Linked DNA regions of Homo sapiens: region 2 is linked to region 1. Evidence: read pairs that join two places in POLR2A ChIA-PET (ENCODE). Cell type or tissue: Panc1. All regions are shown on one strand. Each heading gives the region's core, and the rest is flanking DNA. Links, peaks and the distances in the headings are about the cores only.

The links. ChIA-PET counts read pairs that join two places held together with the same protein. Peaks named below come from ENCODE experiments on the same cell type or tissue, not always from the same donor. Only the 100,000 strongest peaks of a DNase experiment are listed, where the experiment ranks them.
Region 2: POLR2A ChIA-PET joins it to region 1 with 5 read pairs; 3 of 35 experiments call an interaction of 5 or more read pairs at or near these places.

Annotation. Positions count from the first base shown.
Region 1 is chr14:73,348,023-73,353,391 of GRCh38, forward strand. The region is part of intron 4 of NUMB (NUMB endocytic adaptor protein); the gene reads right to left. Among named protein-coding and RNA genes, the nearest start is that of PAPLN-AS1, 100 kb to the left of the region's middle. In Panc1, for the core only: no CTCF peak of the experiment used is centred there; no DNase peak of the experiment used is centred there.
Region 2 is chr14:73,236,112-73,241,480 of GRCh38, forward strand. It overlaps PAPLN (papilin, proteoglycan like sulfated glycoprotein), which reads left to right and starts at 1,395. Exons shown (of 27, transcript NM_001365906.3): 1 at 1,395-1,481; 2 at 3,662-3,721. The coding sequence starts at 3,668. RefSeq lists enhancers at 1-240, 241-812, 1,386-1,956 and a silencer at 30-324. In Panc1, for the core only: no CTCF peak of the experiment used is centred there; no DNase peak of the experiment used is centred there; H3K4me3 peaks cover 2,245 bases; H3K27ac peaks cover 1,060 bases; H3K27me3 peaks cover 196 bases.

The DNA.
Region 1 (5,369 bases), core at 133-5,132:
ATTTTCTCTACTCCCAAATTTGTTATTCCTTAGTGAGTGCCCCCAACACCCTACCAGTTGCCACCATGGAAAACCTTGTATTCCAAGCTCACTGGTCTCTAAGGCAAGGCAGAATGAGGCATCTTTTGCCCTGCTATATCTGACTGAGGAAATGCATCTACCTCGAGAATATGGAAAATACATTCCAAATTCTGATTCTCCTATTGTACTCTGGGAGTCAGTTGTATATAAGTGTATGAGTTGGGGAGGGAAGGAGTGACACAACATAGCAGAGACACTGAATGTCCTACAGAAAGGATTTCAAAAAGCCATTTGGAAAGGACAAAACAAAACGCACTCTAAATAAGCTGCCCTCCCTGCACAGTCTCTAAAGCAGAGGTCCCCAACACCAGGGGCCATAGCCCAATACTGGTCGGTGGCCTTTTAGGAAATGGGCCACACAGCAGGAGGTGAGCGGAGGGCGAGCAAGCATTACTGCCTGAGCTCCACCTCCTATCTCATCAGTGGCAGTGTTAGATTCTCATAGGAGCGCGAACTCTATTGTGAACTACCCACGTGAGGGATTTAGGTTGTGCGCTCCTTATGAGAATCTAAGGCCTGAAGTGGAACAGTTTCCTCTCAAAACCACCTGCCCCAGCCCCCTAACCCCAGGCCATGAAAAAATTATCTTCCACGAAACCAGTCTCTGGTGCCAAAAAGGCTGGGGACCACTGCTCTAAAGCATATCCCATCTAGCTGATTTTATGACAAGTGAGAATTACACTGAAAGATATCAAAACTTATTCATCTCACACAACATACTTAAAAGCTATAGATTTCACAGCTGATTAGAAGAAGTGCTTCAATTAACTTTACTTCAATTATTTCAACACTGTATACAAACCTCTCAGAATCTGTGAATGAAGTGTTAAAAAAATTATAAATAGGATATATGCTCACAAGAAATGTCACTAGTTCCAAAGGACACAGACTAAAAAGTAAAATATCTTCAATCCTCCATATTCATTCTGCAGTTATTTGTGTCTTAATATTTCTTAAACACAATAATCATATATATTTTTCTTTTAACTGAACAAAATCATACTATATACATAGTTCTGCAGCTTGCCCTTATCACTTAATAATAAATACACTGGAACCAGGCACTCTGGCTCATGCCTGTAATCTCAGCACTTTGGGAGGCCAAGATGGGCAGATCACCTGAGGTCAGGCTGAGGTCAGGAGTTCAAGGCCAGGCTGGCCAACATGGAGAAACACCAACTCTACTAAAAATACAAAAATTAGGCCGGGCACAGTGGCTCATACCTGTAATCCTAGCACTTTGGGAGGCCAAGGTGGGCGGATCATCTGAGGTCAGGAGTTCATGACCAGCCTGGCCAACATGGTGAAACCCCATCTCTACTAAAAATACAAAACTAGCTGGGCATAGTGGCAGGCGCCTGTAATCCCAGCTACTTAGGAGAATCTCTTGAACCTGGGACGCAGAGGCTGCAGTGAGCCGAGATCGTGCCATTGCACTCCATCCTGGGCAACAAGAGTGAAACTCCATCTCAAGAAAAAAAAAAAAAAAAGGGTGGCCAGGCGCGGTGGCTCACACCTGTAATCCCAGCACTTTGGGAGGCCGAGACGGGTGGATCACGAGGCCAGGAGATCAAGACCATCCTGGCTAACACGGTGAAACCCCGTCTCTACTATAAATACAAAAAATTAGCCAGGCGTGGTGGCAGGTGCCTGTAGTCCCAGCTACTTGGGAGGCTGAGGCAGGAGAATCGCGTGAACCCGGGAGGCAGAGCTTGCAGTGAGCCAAGATCGCGCCACTGCACTCCAGCCTGGGGGACAGAGCAAGACTCCGTCTCAAGAAAAAAAACAAAAAACAAAAAAAACTAGCTGGGCATGGTGGCAGGTGCCTGTAATCCCAGCTACTTGAGAGGTTGAGGCACAAGAATCACTTGAACCCAGAAGCAGTGAGGCGTGGTTGCACCACTGCACTCCAGCCTGGGCGAGAGTGAGGCTCTGTCTCACATACATACATACATATATACATACATACATACATACACACACACACACACACACACACACACACTGAAGTCAGTGTTTCCTATGTCAATGATCATCATCTCTGCTCAGGGCAATATGAAACTAGGTGTCTTTTTTTTTTTTTTTTTTGAGATGGAGTCTCGGTCTATCACCCAGGCTGGGGTGCAGTGGCGTGATCTCAGCTCACTGCAACCTCTGCCTCCCGGGTTCAAGCAATTCTCCTGCCTCAGCCTCCCGAGTAGCTGGGGTTACAGGCATGTACACCATGCCTGGCTAGTTTTTGTATTTTTATTAGAGATGGGGTTTCACCATGTTGCCCAGGCTGGTCTCGAACTCCTTACCTCAAATGATCCACCTGCCTCAGCCTCCCAAAGTGCTGGGATTACAGGCATGAGCCACTGTGCCCAGCCTGTGTCATTTTTAATACTACTCTTTTTCATTCCTTAGATTCAGTTCATCTCCAATTTCTATTACCTTTACCTACTTTTTTTTCTTTTTTTTTTGAGACAGGGTCTCGCTCTGTTCCCTAGGCTGGAGTGCAGTGGTGCAATCATGGCTCACTGGGCTCAAGTGACCTTCCCACCTCAGCCTCCTGTGTAGCTCAGATGACAGGTGTGTACTACCACATCTAGCTTTTTTTTTTTTTTGTAGAGATGGGGTCTCACCATGTTGCCCAGGCTGGTCTCGAACTCTTGGGCTCAAGTAACCCTCCCACCTTGGCCTCCCAAAGTGTTGAGATTACAGGTGTGAGCCACCATGCACAGCCTAACTTTACCTCTTAATTATCGATCAATTTATTTCATTTCTCTTCATCTTCACAGTCACCACCCTAGTCTAACCTACCATTATCTATCCTTTGAATTACTGTGATAATATTTTGCTAGGCTCCTTGTATCTAGCATGGGCTACTTCCAAACTACACTGCAGCCAAAGTCATTTTTTCAAAGTGCTTTTCTGGGTTGGAGTTGGCTGAGGATTGAAAAATTACCAGTTGAATACAATGTCCACTATTTGGGTGACAGGTACACTAAAAGCCCAGACTTCACCACTATGTGATACATGCGTGTAAGGAATCTGCACTTATACCTCCTAAATCTATAAATACATACATTTTTAAAATAAATAAGATGGCCGGGCACGGTGGCTCATGCCTGCAATCCCAGGACTTTGGGAGACTGAGGCGGGCGGATCACAAGGTCAAGAGATCGAGACAATCCTGGCCAACATGGTGAAACCCTGTCTCTACTAAAAATACAAAAATTAGCTGGGCATGGGGGCACGTGCCTATAGTCCTAGCTACTCGGGAGGCTAAGGCAGGAGCATCATTTGAACCCTAGAGGCGGAGGTTGCAGTGAGCGGGGGTTGCAGTGAGCTGAGATCGCGCCACTGCACTCCAGCCTGGCAACAGAGCAAGACTCTGTCTCATAAATAAATAAATTAATTAATTAAATTAAATAAGTAAGATACTTAACACAAAAAATGCTTTTCTAATACCACATTCTTGCTTAAAAAAAACTATTTACAGAGTTTGGGAAGATGAAAAAGTTCTGGAGATGACTGGTGGTGATAACTGCACACCAATATGAGTATACTTAATACCGTTGAACTGTACACTTAAAAATGCTTACAAGGGGCCAGGCGCGGTGGCTCACGCCTGTAATCCCAGCACTTTGGGAGGCTGAGATGGGTGGATCACGAGGTCAGGAGATCGAGACCATCCTGGCTAACATGGTGAAACCCCGTCTCTACTAAAAATACAAAAAATTAGCCAGGTGTGGTGGCAGGCGCCTGTAGACCCAGCTACTCGGGAGGCTGAGGCAGGAGAATGGCTTGAACCTGGGAGGTGGAGCTTGCAGTGAGCCGAGATGGCGCCACTGCACTCCAGCCTGGGTGACAGAGCAAGACTCTGTCTCAAAAAATAAAATAAAATAAAAATAAAATAAAATAAAATAAAATGCTTAATAGGATTAATTTTATGTTATATGTACTCTACCTTAATAAATAATGAAAAGAACACACGATTTAATGGCTTCCCACGTACAAAATCCTTAGTATGGATACAAAGCCCTGCCCTGCTTTCCTACAGGGTCATCTCAAACAACTTTCTGCATTACAGTTTTCCTTTACCATTCTTTCCTCTTGTCACCCAGTGCCTACATATACATGCTTTCCATAATTTTCTAATGCTCTATTCACCTTTTCATGTAATTCATTCCCACTCAATCTTCAAATATCAGGTCAAGCTTTACTTTCGCAGAGAAGCCTTACTCTGATCCTATAGTCTAGGATCAAGTTTTTTTCTTACATGTTCTTACAGAACCAGATTTCTTTTCTTAAAAGTATTTACCTTGGGTTGTAATAATATATATATACACACACACACACACACACACACATACACACACACACACACACATATATATATATATATATATATATATATATATATATATATATATATATATATGTTTTTTTTTTTTTTTTTTTTTTGAGACAGAGTCTCTCTCTGTCGCCCAGGCTGGAGTGCAGTGGCACAATCTCGGCTCACTTCAAGCTTCGCCTCCCTGGTTCACGCGATTCTCCTGCCTCAGCCTCCCGAGTAGCTGGGATTACAGGCGCCCGCCACCACGTCCAGCTAATTTTTTTTTTTTTTGTATTTTTAGTAGAGACGGGGTTTCACCGTGTTAGCCAGGATGGTCTCAATCTCCTGACCTCGTGATCTGCCCGCCCTGGCCTCCCAAAGTGCTGGGATTACAGGCATGAGCCACCGTGCCTGCCCTGTAATAGTATATTGTTAATGCAAATATCTAACTAAAGTCTGTTTCCCTCACAAGAAGACTGTAAAATCCACAAGAACAGAAACTATGTCTTTTTTGCTTACCACCTAGCATATACCTGGCATATGACAGATGTTCAAAAAATATTTATTAAATACATAATACAGATCTACCTTACTTTAAAAAAATAAACTGCAAAGAATTCAACTTAATGGATGCCACAGTTTTTCTTGTTTTTTTTTTTTTTTTTTTTTTTTTTTTTGAGACAGAGTCTCACTCTTGTTGCCCGGGCTGGAGTGCAATGGTGTGATCTGGGCTCACTGCCACCTCCACCTCCCAGGTTCAAGCAATTCTCCTGCCTTAGCTTCCTGAGTAGCTGGGATTACAGGCAAGCACTACCATGCCCAGCTAATTTTTTTGTGTTTTTAGTAAAGAAGGGATTTCTCCATGTTGGTCAGGGTGGTCTTGAACTCCCGACCTCAGGTGATCCGCCCGCCTCGGCATCCCAAAGTGCTGGGATTACAGGTGTCAGCCACTGTGCCTGGCCTGTCA
Region 2 (5,369 bases), core at 166-5,165, 110 kb before region 1:
CAACCTCCCTCGTGTCCAGGACCAGTTTCTAAAGATGAGTGAATTCCAGTTTCAAAAAAAGAATGGTAGGCAAAGAGTGTCTTGGTTGTGAAAAAGGACAACCAGGAAAACAAATGAAGTTGATCACATGCGTTGAGCCCCTGCCTTGATGCTAATTAGTGCCCTGGCACAGGTGGTGGGGCTGCATTGCAGGCCCTGCCCCCCGGGACTCACAGCTGAGCAAATCACAGCAACAGGGACAGAAACCGAGGGAGCAGGACATGCACCCCATCGGCCTGGGGTGGTGTGGAGACGGCTTCAAAAGCAGGTGACATGCTGGGCACGGTGGCACTTTGGCAGGCCACGGTGGGAAGATTGCTTGAGCTCAGGAGTTCGAGACCAGGTTGGGCGAGACCTTGTTTCTATTTAAAAAAAGAAGAAGAAGGCTGGGCGCAGTGGCTCACGTCTGTAATCCCAGCACTTTGGGAGTCCGAGGTGGGTGGATCACCTGAAGTCAGGAGTTGGAGACCAGTCTGGCCAACAAGGTGAAAACCTGTCTCTACTAAAAATACAAAAATTAGCCAGGCATCATACAGACGCCTGTAATCCCAGCTACTAGGGAGGCTGAGGCTGGAGAATCGCTTGAACCCAGGAGGCGGAGGTTGCAGTGAGCCAAGATCTAGCCATTGCTCTCTACCCTGGGCAACAAGAGTGAAACTCCGTCTAAAAAAAAAAAAAAGAAAAGGAGGGAGGAAAGTAGAAAGAAAGAAAAGAAAGAGGAAGAAAGGGAGGGAGGAAAGTAGAAAGAAAGAAAAGAGGAAGGGAGGGAGGGAAAGAAAGAAGAAAGTGAGGGAGGAAAGTAGAAAGAAAGAAAAGAGGAAGGGAGGGAGGGAAAGAAAGAAGAAAGGAAGGAAAGTGACATTTGACCAAGGTTTTGAGGGCTGACTACGGGTTTGAGAGGTAGAGGGGATTGGGAGAGCGCATTCTGAGTGAGAAAACGTGCTGGGAGATGGGTAACAGCAGCGTGTGCGGAGAAACTCAGTTGCGGCTGAAGAATAGGATCCAGGGGTGGAGAAGGTGGTGGCTGGACACAGGTGTGTTGTGTGTAGGATAGGCATGAAGAGGAGCGGATAGGGCAAAGCTAGAAGGCTTGGGCAAGGGGAAATGGGATTGGAGAGGTGACTGGCGCTGACCCAAGAGAGGACAGACGGGGTGACCAGAGTGGAGGATGAGCCAAGCCTTGGCACAGACCCAAGCGGGTGGAGGCCCCGGGCAACACCGGTCACCACGAGGGCCTCTACGAAGGGCTCTGTCCTCCCACGGGGATTGGAGGTGGGTAAGTGAGACAGGGCGGGGTGGAGGGTGAGGCCAGGCAGCGGCGGAGAGAGAAAGTCCCACCCCTGCGGGCGTTCCTTGCGGCCCGGCCGACCTCGCGGGCTTGGGCCTGGGCGGGCACCGACGGAGCGGCCCTGGCTGCAGCCTCCCGGCGCCAGCGAAGACAGGTAGGGAGGCGGAGGGACTGGAAGCCCCCGGGCGCCCAGCGGCGGGGACCCCGCACCCCGGGGCTTCTGCAGGAATTTGCTCGCCTGGCTCACGGCGACGGGGGTGTCGGAGAAAGTGGGGGCCGCAGAGAAGACCCCGCCCCGGCTCGCTCTCCGGAGGTGGGCGCAGGGTCATCGCTCGGCACCGCGCGCCCCCCGGCCTGGAGGAAAGGAAATGCAGAGAGCCGGGGAGCTGGTGCGGGACGGCCCCGGCGCGCACCCTCCGCCCGCTCGGACCTTCCCTTCAGGCGAATGCCGCTCCCGGCGCGTGGTACAAGCGAGGCCCTGGAGACCGTGCGCCCCTCCCGGGAGGTGCCACTGGGCCGCGGGCCTGGAGCGTCCGGGAGCCCCAGCGGCTGCCGGCACCTGCGCGGCCACCCCGGGCCTCCCGTGGGAACCGCGCCTCTCCGCCTCGGGGGTGCGCGGCGCGTTCCTGGGGTGGGGACGCGGGGTGCCTGGTCAGGGCTGGACCGATGCAGAGGGGGGCCGTGGGCGGGGGCCACGGGGACGGGCGTCTGCGGACTGCGGCGGTCCCGGAGTCGGCTGGGGACCCTGTAGGGGGAGGCTTGGTCGGCGGCCACCCGCCTTCCCGCCCTCTGGCGCCTAGGGTCGCCGCCTTCGGCCCTAGCTCAAGGCAGACGCGTTCCCCGGGAACAACACGTTGAGGGCGCCCACCCTGCGTGCCCGGGGCCACCCGGTCCCTGCCCTCGGGCGGCAGGAGAGGTCGAGCTTCCACGGCCCTCGGAGTAGCCCCGTGACCAGACCCGGACTGGCCTTGGAGTTGAAGGGGTTGTTTGCCACCAAATGAACCGAAAAAACTGAACTTTTCAGACTTCGGAATGGCAGATATGGGCTTGGAGTTCAGTGAAATTGCAGCGGAGGCGGTGGTGTTCTGAGTAATTACAAGTAAAATTCTTCTTTCACCCGTCTTTTCCTCAGCCTCGCCCGCCCTAGCAGGCCTAGCCTGGCCCTAGCAGGGGGCTCCTGCTCTGGGAGCTGCCCCCAGCAGAGCAGAGGCAGGGCTCTGGCAGCAACCCCCTTCCCTCACCCTCCAACCCCAGGAATCTCGAACTTGACCACGAAAATAATGACTCAATGACTCACTGTGCCAAATTAACGAGTGTGTACATTGTTCAGTATGCCAGGTTACATTTCTGCTGAGCTTGGCTTCTGTATGCTGTCTTTTATCCTTGTAAGCAGAAGTCATTTTATATCTTTAAAAAATTAGAACATTGGTAGAATTACAGATTTTAAAGTTCAAACCTGCACGCTAGTACTTGTTTAATGTTTTGTACTGAAGGGCGCACATTGTTTATGTCATTCTGCGATACAGCGACATGTATGTACACATACACACTGCACAGCGTGTATACCGACTGGACACCTGCACCAAATAGTACACACCAGACTGCACATGGACCCGCCCCGCACACTGCACATGCACTTTGCATGCATGCACACATCAAACCACAGACACTCCACACACACTGCACTGCACACTGCCCTGAGCACACTACACTGTACTGCACACTGCACTGCACTTTCAGGGCTCACACGCTGCACCACGCACACTGCACGGCGCACACTGCACTGCATACACACGTTGGTTATGGAGGCTGCTTATGGAGCTTCCCTGTGCAGAGAAATGCTGGCTTGGGTTTTAAATGGGCTACAATTAACACTTTTAGAGCATTTGGGTTTTCAAAGTGTCTTCAGAGACTTGATTTTTTTAAAGCCTATATTAGGAGTTTTTAAACATCTGATGTAATAGCTTTTTTAAAAGGAATCTTGCTGAATTAAAAGTGAGTCTAATTACTCGGATTCTGAACTTGTTTTTCAACCACATAGAAGTATTTTTAATTGCTCTCTCTTTTTTTCCCCTCTGGAACTCTGAAACAAGTTGTTCTTGAACTTCTGCCAGTTGCGGATGGGCCATTCCTTTCTTGCTCACATGTTGAGCCGCCCGGCGGGGCGCCCTCACGCTGTGTTCTCTGCGGTGCACCGAGGCGCACCCGGCTGTCCTGTTGCGGGTCTCCTGGTCACCTGTGGGCCATAGGGAGAGACGCGCCCACACACTCTCGCCCGCGCCCAGGACAGCTGCGGGAGCCCCGGGCCGCTCTAACCCAATGCGTCTCCCGCAGGCTGAGATGCGGCTGCTCCTGCTCGTGCCGCTGCTGCTGGCTCCAGCGCCCGGGTCCTCGGTGAGTGCGGTCCTGCCCCGGCCCCCGGAGGAACCTGCAGGGGAGTCGGGGGCGGGGACGCGCGGGCCCGCAGGCAACGTCCCCAGGAAAGGGGCGATGTCAGGGAAGCTGGGCTGGGAGGAGGCGAGCCCGCACCGCTGAGCTCCCTCAGAAAGGGCTGGGCCCTTGAAGCCAGCTGGCCAGGGTTCCCAGAACTGCCCGCCCGGCTGCAGGGCGCAGTGTGTAGGAATGGCACCTTCCCAGGGCTTCCCTCCTTCAGAAGGTGGTGGGAGCACTCCATGAAGTCCCCGCCAATCCTGGCGGGTGCAGCCAAGGTGCAGGGCTGGGTGGTCCATCCCACCAGACACCTGTCTTCTGCCTGGAGCCAAACACGGCTTCCCTAAGCTGGGGTGTTTTGGCCTAGAGGTTTGGGGTGCCAGTCGTTTCCATTCCCCTTGGGGTAGCACCTAGGGCAGGGCTGTCCTATGGAACCTTCTGAGATGGCAGAAATGTCCTGTTTCTCTGCTATCCAATAGGTAGCCCCTAGGTCCATTGAGCACTTGAAATGTGGGTGAGGTGAGTTTTAATTTTACTTGACTTTAATTAATTTAAATTTATTTTTAAAATTTTTAAGTATTTATTTATTTTTGAGACAGAGTCTCACTCTGTCACCCAGGCCGGAGTGTACTGGCATGATTTCGGCTCACTGTAACCTCCACCTCCTGGGTTCAAGTGATTCTTCTGCCTCAGCCTCCCAGGTAGCTGGGACTCCAGGTGTGTGCCACCACGCCTGGCCATAATTAATTTAAACAGCCGCATGCGGCTAGTGGCTACTGTATTGGACTGCGAATTAAGACAGTGGACCCAGGAAGCTGGCTGGTGGTCAGAGCTGCTGTTTCATTAACAGGGGCCCAAAGGCCAGGGCTCTCTGGAGAAGGTCCCTGGGTCTTGAGGATGTACAAGGAATCTTCTAGACCACAGGCCCCACCTTTGGGGAGGAGGGGGTCTGCAGAGCTGGGTGTTGCCCTGGCTCAGTGCCTGGCAGAATAGAAGCCACAGAGGCAGCTGGGCCCTGTCCTGCCCCAGGAGAAATCTCCCAGGGTGACCCACAGCCCTGCCCACCCCTCTGTGAGGCAGGCAGGAAGTGAAAGAGGAAGGATCCCTGCGAAAGGACCCAAACTGTTTTCTGCCATGGGGAGGTCGGGGGGGGGATGCCACGTCTGGCATCTGTGGGCGGAGGCTGAGCAGGACTCCTCTGCAGGGGTGTGTGGGGCAGGCAGGATGGATGGCAGTGGGCACTTCTCCCACTAGAAGTGGATCCCATAGATGACACTTCAAGAGCCCTGTGAACCCAACATGGGCCACAGCTGGAGCGGTGGGTGGGCTAGAGGCAGCCTTTTTCATGTCCTCTCGACCACCTGCCAGCTACCCACGGTCCCCTCTGCCACCCCATGAATCTTGCTTCCTAAATGCCACTCTCAGGTCCTTCACCACGTGCTGGTGGCCCAGCTGCATGAAGGCCAAAGCCCAGGTGGAGGGGGCACGAGGACAGCGTCCAGGCCCCAGGATTAAATCCCAGAGCCACCTGGACAGCTGCATGATCCTAGGCAAATAAGCCTTAGACTGCTCTAATTTGGGAGTAATAATGCCCACCCCAGAGGTTGTCATG